Regions from separate parts of the Homo sapiens genome. Here region 1 is linked to region 2. Evidence: chromatin loops called from intact Hi-C (ENCODE). Cell type or tissue: HCT116. All regions are shown on one strand. Links, peaks and the distances in the headings refer to the core of each region. The heading gives the core; the rest is flanking DNA.

Evidence for each region. Hi-C counts contacts between places; a loop is a spot of excess contacts. Peaks named below come from ENCODE experiments on the same cell type or tissue, not always from the same donor. Only the 100,000 strongest peaks of a DNase experiment are listed, where the experiment ranks them.
Region 1: it touches region 2 in a loop (2.0-fold over the local background); 1 of 110 quality-filtered maps calls a loop at or near these places.

The regions. Positions count from the first base shown.
Region 1 is chr19:9,762,016-9,767,400 of GRCh38, reverse strand. ZNF846 (zinc finger protein 846) reads left to right here. Exons shown (of 6, transcript NM_001077624.3): 2 at 2,366-2,465; 3 at 3,993-4,119; 4 at 5,233-5,319. The coding sequence starts at 2,451. Among named protein-coding and RNA genes, the nearest start is that of ZNF846, 4.0 kb to the left of the region's middle. In HCT116, for the core only: no CTCF peak of the experiment used is centred there; a DNase peak (open chromatin) is centred at 3,166.
Region 2 is chr19:9,712,534-9,717,918 of GRCh38, reverse strand. All of the region lies in intron 1 of LOC105372270 (a long non-coding RNA gene), which reads right to left. Among named protein-coding and RNA genes, the nearest start is that of ZNF562, 40 kb to the right of the region's middle. In HCT116, for the core only: no CTCF peak of the experiment used is centred there; no DNase peak of the experiment used is centred there.

The sequences.
Region 1 (5,385 bases), core at 123-5,122, 49 kb before region 2:
CACTTTGGGAGGCCGAGGTGGGCGGTTCACCTGAGGTTGGGAGTTCCAGACCAGCCCGACCAACATGGAGAAACCCTGTCTCTACTAAAAATACAAAATTAGCCAGGTGTGGTGGGGCATGCCTGTAATCTTAGCTACTCGGGAGGCTGAGGCAGGAGAATCGCTTGAACCCGGGAGGCAGAGGTTGTGGTGAGCTGAGATCGTGGCAATGCACTACAGCCTGGGCAACAAGAGCAAAACACCGTCTAAATAAATAAATAAATAAATAAAACTAGGCCGGGCACAGTGGCTCACCCCTGTAATCCCAGCACTTTGGGAAGCAGAAGCAGGAGGAGCCACTGAAGCTATGAGTTTGAGACAAGCTGGGACAACATAGTGAGACCCCATCTCTACAAAAAAAAAAATAAATAAATAAAAGCATAACTAAAGTCAGTGACAATATCAAGTCTTCTTTAAGATGTGCATGCATTGCTGAAGAGAACACTTTTTTTTTTTTTTTTTTGAGACAGAGTCTTGCTCTGTTGCCAGGCTGGAGTGCAGTGGCATGATCTCGGCTCACTGCAACCTCCACCTCCCGGGTTCAAGTGCTTCTCCTGCCTTGGCCTCCCGAGTAGCTGGAACTACAGGTGCATGCCACCATGCCCAGCTAATTTTTGTATTTTTAGTAGAGATGGGGTTTCACCATGTTGGCCAGGATGGGTTTCACCATGTTGGCCAGGATGGTCTCCATCTCTTGACCTTGTGATCCACTCACCTCGGCCTCCCAAAGTGCTGGGATTACAGGCGTGAGCCACCATGCCCAGCTACATTTTAAAACAGTGACAACTAAATATGGACTTGGTGATGCAACATGCATACGTGTGCCAGGCTAAATGTAAAAGTTATTTATCACATTATTTGAAATAGCCTAAATTAGGAACAACCCAAATGTGGATCCACAGAATGGGTGAATTGTGGCATATTTCTGTGGCTTTTTTTTTTTTTTTTTGTGACAGAGTCTTGCTCTGTCACCAGGCTGGAGTGCAGTGGCGCAATCTTGGCTCACTGTAATTTCTGTCTTCCTGGTTCAAGTGATTCTCTTGCCTTAGCCTCCCGAGTAGCTGGGATTACAGGTGTGAGCCACCCATTTTTCTTTGTATTTTTAGTAGAGATGGGGTTTCACCATGTTGACCAGGCTGATCTTGAACTGCTGACCTCAAGCGATCTGCCCACCTCGGCCTCCCAAAGTGCCGGGATTACAGGCGTGAGCCACCATGCCCAGCCTCTGTGGCATATTCTTCAGCAAAGATATGAACCAAATCACAGGTGGATGAACACAACAACTTGGGTGCACCTCACCAGCATAATGCTGACTGAAAGAAGCCAGACACAAAAGTATTCTTACTGTCTGATAGTTGCTAGGCAAAGTCAACTAGAGTATTTTTTCTTTTATTCTTTGTTTTCATATATGTGTATATATATATATGTATATTTATTTGTTTATTTATTTATTTAATAAAGAGACTTGGTCTCACTATATTGCCCAGGATGGTCTCTAACTCCTGGCCTCAAGCATCCTTCTACTTCAACCTCCCAAAGGGTTAGGATTACAGGCATGAGCCACCCCCTGGACAATTAGAGTATTAAGTGTCAGAATAGTATTACAATTGGGAGGCATGCCATGGAAAAGACTATGTCTGCAATGCAGGGTATGGAAATGCTTTATTTGTTTGTTTGTTTGTTTGTTTTGAGATGGAGTCTTGCTCTGTCACCCAGGCTGGAGTGCAGTGGTGCAATCTCGGCTCACTGCAAACTCTGCCACCTGGGTTCATGCTATTCTGTTTCCTCAGCCTCCCCAGCTGCTGGGACTACAGGCACACGCCGCCATGCCCAGCTAATTTTTTTGTAGCTTTAGTAGAGACGGGGTTTCACTGTGTTAGCCAGGATGGTCTCGATCTCCTAACCTCGTGATCCACCCGCCTCGGCCTCCCAAAGTGCTGGGATTACAGGTGTCAGCCACCGTGCCTGGCCTACTTTTTTGTTTTTTAAGATGGAGTCGCACTCTGTCAGCCAGGCTGGAGTGCAGTGGCATGGTGTCGGCTCACCGCAATCTCCACCTCCCAGGTTCAAGTGATTCCCCCACCTCGGCCTCCCGAGTAGCTAGGATTACAGGCATGCACCACCACACCTGGCTGGTTTTTTTGGATTTTTAGTAGAGACAGGGTTTCACCCTGTTGGCCAGGCTGGTCTCAAACTCCTGACCTCAAGTGATTCGCCTACCTTGGCCTCCCAAAGTGCTGGGATTACAGGCATGAGCCACCATGCCTAGCCTGAAATACTTTTTCTTTGATGTATCCAACTGACATGCCATTATTCTTTTCCAAAGGTCATTTTTTCCAGGACACTTTCTGTCTTCATGACAGGAACATCGAGAAGCCAAGGCTAGTGGCTGGGTTACTGATGGATTACTGATGGATTCTTCTCAGGCAAGTGGAAAGCAGACCTAACTTCAAAATGTTATGCTTGTAGCCATCATCGGTAGCCTTACCTTGTTATCGTGTATTCAAGCATCTTAAAGAAATGATGGTCCTGCTCAGGAAATAACTCCCCAGGTGAATTTCTCTAGGAACCAAGCCATCTCAGGTTGTACAGAGATTGCAATGGAAGTGTATTGCGGGATCTGGCCAGCAGCCCACAGTGCAACGGGGCTCTCTCTTTGTTCCCAGGCAGATTGGCAGGTTGAGAAATAATAGACACACACAAGATAGTGAAGGCTGGGTCCAGGGGGGTCACCGCCTTCTGGTCCCACAGTGCCAACAATGCACTGGATATACCAGCAGTTATTATTAAGCTTAGTGAGGGCGGGGGTAGGTTAGTGAGGGATTTAGGGTCATTTGATTATGAGGTGAGATGGTCACATGGGGATGAAGTAATTCTTTAACATAACATTTGTATGTAGAAGTACAGTACATTTGTATGTAGAAGTACAGTATACAGAGACAAGAATTTAAAATATAGTGTGTGTGTCAGTAATTTCTAACAGAGCCTTAAAACAGAAACACAATCTTTCCATAACCTATGATTAGCAAGATATTAATCAGCAGTAACAATTGCCACAAATGCTGGTTAGAAACAATCCATGGAAACAGGATGTGAAGCTAGACAACTGGTTAGACCAGAAGTTCTCAGAAGGGAGTATGCCTTAACTTTAAAGAGGCCTACAAGAGCCGTGACAAGATGAGGGCGTTTATCCATATGGACAGGCACCCCCCATGCATCTGTTTATAGGCTCTCCACAAGGGTCGCATTCCATTCCCAGAGCTATGAACATCTGCTTTTCTGGGATAGGAATCTTGGTGATGTGAAACCTCCCTGACTGCACGTCCATTCATAGGCTCTGTGCAGGGGGAAGCACATCACACGCTGTTGGCTCATTCTGGCAGTCCAACCTGGCATTGTCTTTACACAATCCTGCATGCAATTTTGTATTTACAGTAATCAGGAGCATTTCATCTTTTATTCTGTAGCAATAGTTTCAGTGGGTCTCCCTACAGAAATGATTATTTTATCTCAATGTTTACTAATTCTTTCTGATCCTCAATCATGCTTGTTGGCTCATTGTTTTGCTGAGTGTTATGACAGATTGTAAGAAAGGGATGGAGATGTCTAATCTGAAGGAATTTGTGTGTCACTGTGGAGATAATTCATTTGTTATTAGATTTTACATAGTGCTGCAACATATTCAGTGCAGACTGCACCTATAAATAGAGGAGGACTAAGGCCAGAAGAGCCCATTGTAAAGCTGTAGGAAGATCAGTTTAGTCATGTTTCAGTGATGCTGATAAGTCCATGGGATTGGATGCCATTGCAAGACAATATCTATATAGAGGAGAAGAGGCCTGAGGCCTGGGAGTACTGCAGGCTTCTAGTCTTCCTTAGTCCTTCATGCATTTTTCTCAGAACATCAAAGGAGATGGTACTTAGCTGAAGCTGGCATGTATTTAATGGTTTAGCACTTAGTGACCTTTGAGGATGTGGCTGTGGACTTTACCCAGGAGGAGTGGACTTTGTTGGATCAAGCCCAGAGAGATCTCTACAGAGATGTGATGTTGGAGAACTACAAGAATCTCATTATACTAGGTAAAACTGGCATCATTTCTTCACTGACCCCTTTAGGAAATCAATGTTTCTTAAATGTTTGCTGTCAAATGAGGGTACTGTAATAAGCAAGACAGGCATGGACCTTGGCCAGTGGACATTCCTTTTTTTTTTTTTTTGAGACACAGTCTGGCTCTATTGCCCAGGCTGGAGTGCAGTGGCATGGTCTCTGCTTACTGCAAAGCCCCCCCTCCTGGATTCAAGTGATTCTCCTGCCTCAGCCTCCCAGGTAGCTGGGATTACAGGTGTGCACCACCATGGCCATCTAATTTTTGTATTTTTAGTGGAGACAGGGTTTCACCATGTTGGCCAGGCTGGTCTCAAACTCTGACCTCAGGTGATCCACCTGCTTTGGCCTCCCAAAGTGCTAGGATTACAGGCGTGAGCCACCATGCATGGCCTGGGCATTACTTTATAGAACAAGCTTGTAAACTTTCTTAAAGCATTATGAGATTTATGCACAGACCAGTTTTTTTGTTTATTTGTTGTAGCTCATCAGCGATCGTTAGTGTTAGTGTATTTTATATGTGGTCCAAGGCCATTCTTCTTCTTCCAGTGTGGCCCACGGAAGCCAAAAGATTGGACACCCCTGGTGTAGAGGATTCCCCATGAAAATAAAGATTTAAGTAAATGAGTTTATTTAATGTATGGATTAAAAACTTTAAGACTTTAAATGTGTATGAAGTTGGACTTGGTTTTCCAGGCTCAAGCAATTCTTCTGCCTCAACCTTCTGAGTAGCTGGGACCACAGACCTGTGCCAGCATGCCCTGCTAATTTTTGTATTTTTAGTAGAGAGGAAGTTTCACCACGTTGGCCAGGCTGGTCTTGAACTCCTAACCTCAAGTGATCTCCCTGCCTTGGCTTCCCAAAGTGCTGAGGTATGAGGCATGAGCCATTATACCTGGGCAACATTTTTGTTATTTTAAAAATAGTTTTAGTGCATGTATTGGAAATGTTATATGATTAGTTTGCTATTTGTAAAGTTACACTTGACCATCTTTAGAATCCCCGAAGGCAAAAGTATTGGTTCCCCATTGAAGGACATGGTGTTATGTCTTGCATGGGCCTCTTCTTTTGTGCATTTTTCCCTCCAGCAGGGTCTGAATTATTCAAACGTAGTCTCATGTCTGGATTGGAACAAATGGAAGAGCTGAGGACAGGAGTGACAGGAGTTCTGCAGGGTGAGTTCATAAGCAGATGTGGTATTATGGCACTGCTGTGCCACCCTAGGAGACATGCAGTACATT
Region 2 (5,385 bases), core at 86-5,085:
TGGCCATAAACAAAACCTCTGCAGCACTGTAACATGTTCATAATGGCCCTAATGCCCACGCTGGAAGGTTGTGGGTTTACCGGAATGAGGACAAGGAACACCTGGCCTGCTCAGGGCGGAAAATGGCTTAAAGGCATTCTTAAGCCACAAACAATAGCATGAGCGATCTGTGCCTTAAGGACATGCTTCTGCTGCAGTTAACTAGCCCAACCTATTCCTTTAATTCAGCCCATCTCTTCATTTCCCATAAGGGATACTTTTAGTTAATTTAACATGTATAGAGATAATGCTAATGACTGGTTTGCTGTTAATAAATACGTGGGTAAATCTCTGTTTGGGGCTCTCAGCTCTGAAGGCTGTGAGACCCCTGATTTCCCACTTCACACCTCTATATTTCTGTGTGTGTGTCTTTAATTCCTCTAGCACCACTGGGTTAGGGTCTCCCTGACTGGGCTGGTTTCGGCAAGTGGTGTCCATCGTGGGGGTTTGAATCCAGGTTGAAGTGTCACCAGAGCGATGGTTGGAATGGAAAACTAGCTGGAGGACACCCGAGCACTCTTAAAGCAATCCCCATGGTGAGTAAGAAGGGGAGCTTGGAAGCATCAGGGTAACAATGGGACAGGTGTGGGGTCTGGTTCGTTTCACCTTGGAGCTTTTTCACGCTGATGATGATGAGGAACTAGAGTATAACAAAGTAACAGAAGAGGTTACAGAGCAGGTTTATTTGCCAGCTAAAGCTAAAGCAGCAAAGGAGGGAGAGGTTCATCTCTACCCTTCTGCACCCCGTCATTATTATTTTGAAGAAAAAGACCCTCCAGATCTTTCTTTTCCGGAGGACACTGGGTGAAAAGTAGTTGCCCCAGTGACTGTTTGAGCTCAGGCAGGAATTCAGCAAGCTAGACGAGGGGTGATTTAGAGGCTTGGCAGTTCCCTGTTAGAATACACCCCCTAGATCAACAGGGAAATATTATAGCTACATTTGAGCCTTTTCCTTTTAAATTCAGGAAAGCACATTTAGTTGATTATATCAAGTCCTGTGATGGTATCGGAGGTAATCTGCATAAAGCTACTTTGTTGGCACAGGCAATGGCAGGACTGAGAGTGGATAAAGGAAATATTCCATTTCCTGGAGCTTGTTTTAACTGTGGGAAGCATGGTCATACTAAAAAAGAATGTAGAAAAAATCAGCGAGTCAGCCTGCCAGATAGGGGAAGAAAGAAAACTGCTGATCCTGAAATATGTCCAAAATATAAAAAAGGAAAACATTGGGCTAATCAGTGTCACCCTAAGTTTGATAAAGATGGGAACCCAATTTCAGGAAACACCATGAGGGGCCTGTCCTGGGCCCCATTCTAAAGTGGGGCATTTCCAACTCAGGCCGTTCCCTCACCCCTGTACAATATCTGTCCCCTGCCACAGCTGGTAGTGCTGCAGTAGATTTATGCTGCACAAAAGCTGTAAGCCTTCTGCCTGGGGAAGCCTTGCAAAAGGTCCCAACAGGAGTCTGTGGACCCTTGCGAGAAGGGACAATAGGATTACTTTTAGGAAGGCCTAGTTAAAGTTTAAAAGGCATACAAATACATACAGGAGTCATTGATTCAGATTACATTTGGGAAATTCAAATTGTTATATCTACTTCTGTTCCCTGGAAAGCAGAGCCAGGAGAGTGCATACCACAGCCCCTGATTGTGCCACATGTGGGAATGGGGAAAAGTGAAATTAAGTGAACAGGAGGATTTGGAAGCACAAATAAACAAGGCAAAGCAGCTTATTGGGTAAATCAAATTACTGATAAATGTCCTGCCTGTGAAATAACTATTCAGGGAAAGAAATTTAAAGGTTTGGTAGACACAGGAGATGACATTTCAATCATTTCTCTCCAGCACTGGCCATCCACGTGGCCAATTCAACCTGCTCAATTTAACATAGTTGGAGTTGGTAATGCCCCTGAAGTATATCAAAGTAGTTATATTTTGCATTGTGAAGGGCCCGATGGACAACCTGGGACTATTCAACCAATTATAACTTATGTACCTATAAATTTATGGGGAAGAGATTTATTACAACAATGGGGAGCACAAGTTCTAATTCCAGAACAATTATATAGCCCTCAAAATCAACATATGATGCATGAAATGGGGTATGTCCCTGGTATGGGACTAGAAAAAAATTTGCAAGGTTTGAAAAAACCACTTCAAGTGGAAAGACAAAGTTCCTGCCAAAGATTGGGATGTCATTTTTGATGGCGGCCATTGTTAAGCCTCCAGAACCTATACCTTTAAAATGGTTAACAGATAAGCCAATTCGGATAGAACAATGGCCGCTAAGTAAAGAGAAACTGGAGGCTTTAGAGAAATTAGTTACTGAACAATTAGAAAATGGGCACATAGCTCCAACATTTTCCCCTTGGAATGCTTCAGTTTTCTTAATTAAGAAAAAATTAGGTAAATGGAGAATGTTAACTGACTTAAGAACTATCAATTCAGTTATACAACCTGTGGGAGCATTACAGCCAGGATTGCCTTCTTCTGCTATAATTCCAAAAAATTGGACTTTAATAGTCATAGATATAAAAGAATGTTTCTTTACTGTCCCTTTAGCTGAGCAAGACTGTGAACGGTTTGCATTTACAATTCCAGCAGTAAACAACCTGTAGCCTGCTAAGCATTATCATTGGAAAGTGTTGCCACAGGGCATGTTAAACAGTCCAACAATTTGCCAGATGTACGTGGTGCAAGCAATTGAACCTACTTGTAAAAAATTTTTGGTGTTACATTATTCATTATATGGATGATATAGTTTGTGCTGTCCCCATTTGAGAAATATTACTCCAATGTTATGATCACTTGCAAAATTCGATTTCTTGCACTGGTTTAATTATAGCAACCGAGAAAATTCAGACTACTACTACTCCTTACTCCTACTTGGGGACCTTAGTAAATGACACTATCATTGTGCCACAGAAAGTAACCATATGTAGGGATCAATTAAAAACATTAAATGACTTTTGAAAATTACTAGGGGAAATTAATTGGATACGACCTGCTCTAGGCATTCCTACCTATGCCGTGAGTAATCTGTTTTCTATCCTTAGAGGAAATCCTAGTCTCACTAGCCCTTGGCATTTAACAAAGGAGGCTGAGGCAGTTACAACTGATTGAGAAACAAGTCCATAAAGCTCAAATAAATAGAATAGATCCAGAGAAGACTCTAGATTTGCTAATTTTTTCAACTCAGCATTCACCTACTGGTGTTATTTTCCAAGAACAGGACTTAGTAGAGTGGGTTTTTCTTCTACATACTAATTCATGGACTCTAACTCCTTATTTAGACCAAATTGCTATTATGATAGGGATTGGGAGAACTTGGATTGTTAAATTACATGGATATGATCCTGGAAAAGTTATTGTCCCTCTCACGAAGGCACAAATACAGCAAGCTTTTATAAATAGTCTTACTTGTCAAACCCATTTAGCTGACTTTGTGGGTATTCTTGATAATCATTTTCCTAAAACAAAGCTGTTTCAGTTTTTGAAATTAACTAATTGGATTCTCCCCAAAATAACTAAATTTAAACCAATTGAAGGTGCTGAGAATGTTATTACAGATGGGTCTAGTAATGGTAAAGCTTCTTATTTTGTCTCAAAAAGTAAAGTTTTCCAGACGCCCTATACTTCAGCTCAAAAAGCGGAGCTTCTAGCAGTAATTGAGGTATTGACTGCTTTTGATATGCCTATTAATGTGATTTCTGATTCTTCATAGTGGTTCATTGCAGACAGTTAATTGAAAATGCTCAGTTATTATTTCATACAGATGAACAACTGATGACTTTATTTACCCAGTTGCAAACAGCAGTTAGAAGTAGAATGCACCCTTTTTACATCAGTCACATTAGGGCTCATACACCTCTTCCAGGACCTTTGACTGAAGGGAATCAAAAGCCTGATTGCCTAGATGCTAATGCAGTATCTAATGTTAGACATTTTCACAATTTAACCCATGTTAATGCCTCTGGTCTCAAACGCAGATACAGAATTACCAGGAAAGAAGCTAAAAATATTATCCAGTGATGCCCAACTTGCCAAATGGTACATTCCTCATCTTTTACAGGAGGAGTTATTCCTTGAGGATTGGAACCTAACTCTTTTTGGCAAATGGATGTCACACATGTTCCTTCGTTTGGGAGACTAGCTTATATATGTGTATGTGTGGACACCTTTTCTCACTTTATATGGGCTACATGCTAATCAGGAGAGTGTTTGGCCTGTCTGAAACATCATCTTTTGCAGTGTTTTGTGGTGATGGGCATTCCAGCTTCTATTAAAACAGATAATGCCCCAGGATATACTAGCCAATCTCTAGCTACATTTTTCTCTATGTGGAGTATTAAACACATTACTGGTATCCCATACAATTCTCAAAGACAAGCCATAGTGGAAAGAATGAATCTCTCCCTAAAACAGCAGTTGCAAAAGCAGAAAAGGGGAGACGGAGAATATGGAACCACACAGATACAACTGAATCTAACATTATTAACATTAAATTTTTTGAACCTGCCCAAAGGCCAGATGTTATCAGCAGCTGAACAGCATCTACAGAAACCAGCTGCAAAGACAGAAACAGAACAACTGATTTGGTGGAGAGATCCAATAATAAAAAGATGGGAAATAGGTAAAATAATAACTTAGGGTAGAGGTTATGCTTGTGTTTCTCCAGGCCAAAATCAACAGCCAATTTGGATACCATCAAGACACCTGAAACCTTATCATGAGCCAGATGCCGAGGAAGAGACTCCGGGAGGATCCCAAGGACCCCCCAGTTGCAGCCATGTCAAGACTGATGCTGAGGAGGACCCCAACTGTCACGAGTAACACCCGTTGAACACAGCCACCCACCTGGGGACAGATCAAGAAGCTGTCACAGATGGTGGAAGAAAAACTGAGGAAAGTGGGACAACCAGTCACAATGAATAATTTAATGGTAGCTATCATAGTGGTTATCACCACTGCTGTGAGTATTCCTTCAATAAGAGCTGACACAGAGAACAATTATACTTATTGGGCATATTGATCAATCTTGGCTGGCAATAATGCCTGGATGCAATCACTCTATGACCCAGTTACACATGCTTTCTGATCTCAGTATTTACCATAATAAATCTGCTCCTATAATTGAGGCATACCACCCTCAAAAACCTATTTGTAAACAGGATTGGACCCAGTTAGAAAAAATGAATGTGCTTGTTTAGGAAAATTGCATTGCAGAACAGGTAGAGGTGCTACACAATGATTCCTATGGAATCTTTATTGATTGGTCCCCTAAGGGGATGTTTAGCTTGAATTGCACCTCTCAGTCTGCATGCCCCAGCCACACTATGTTCAGCTG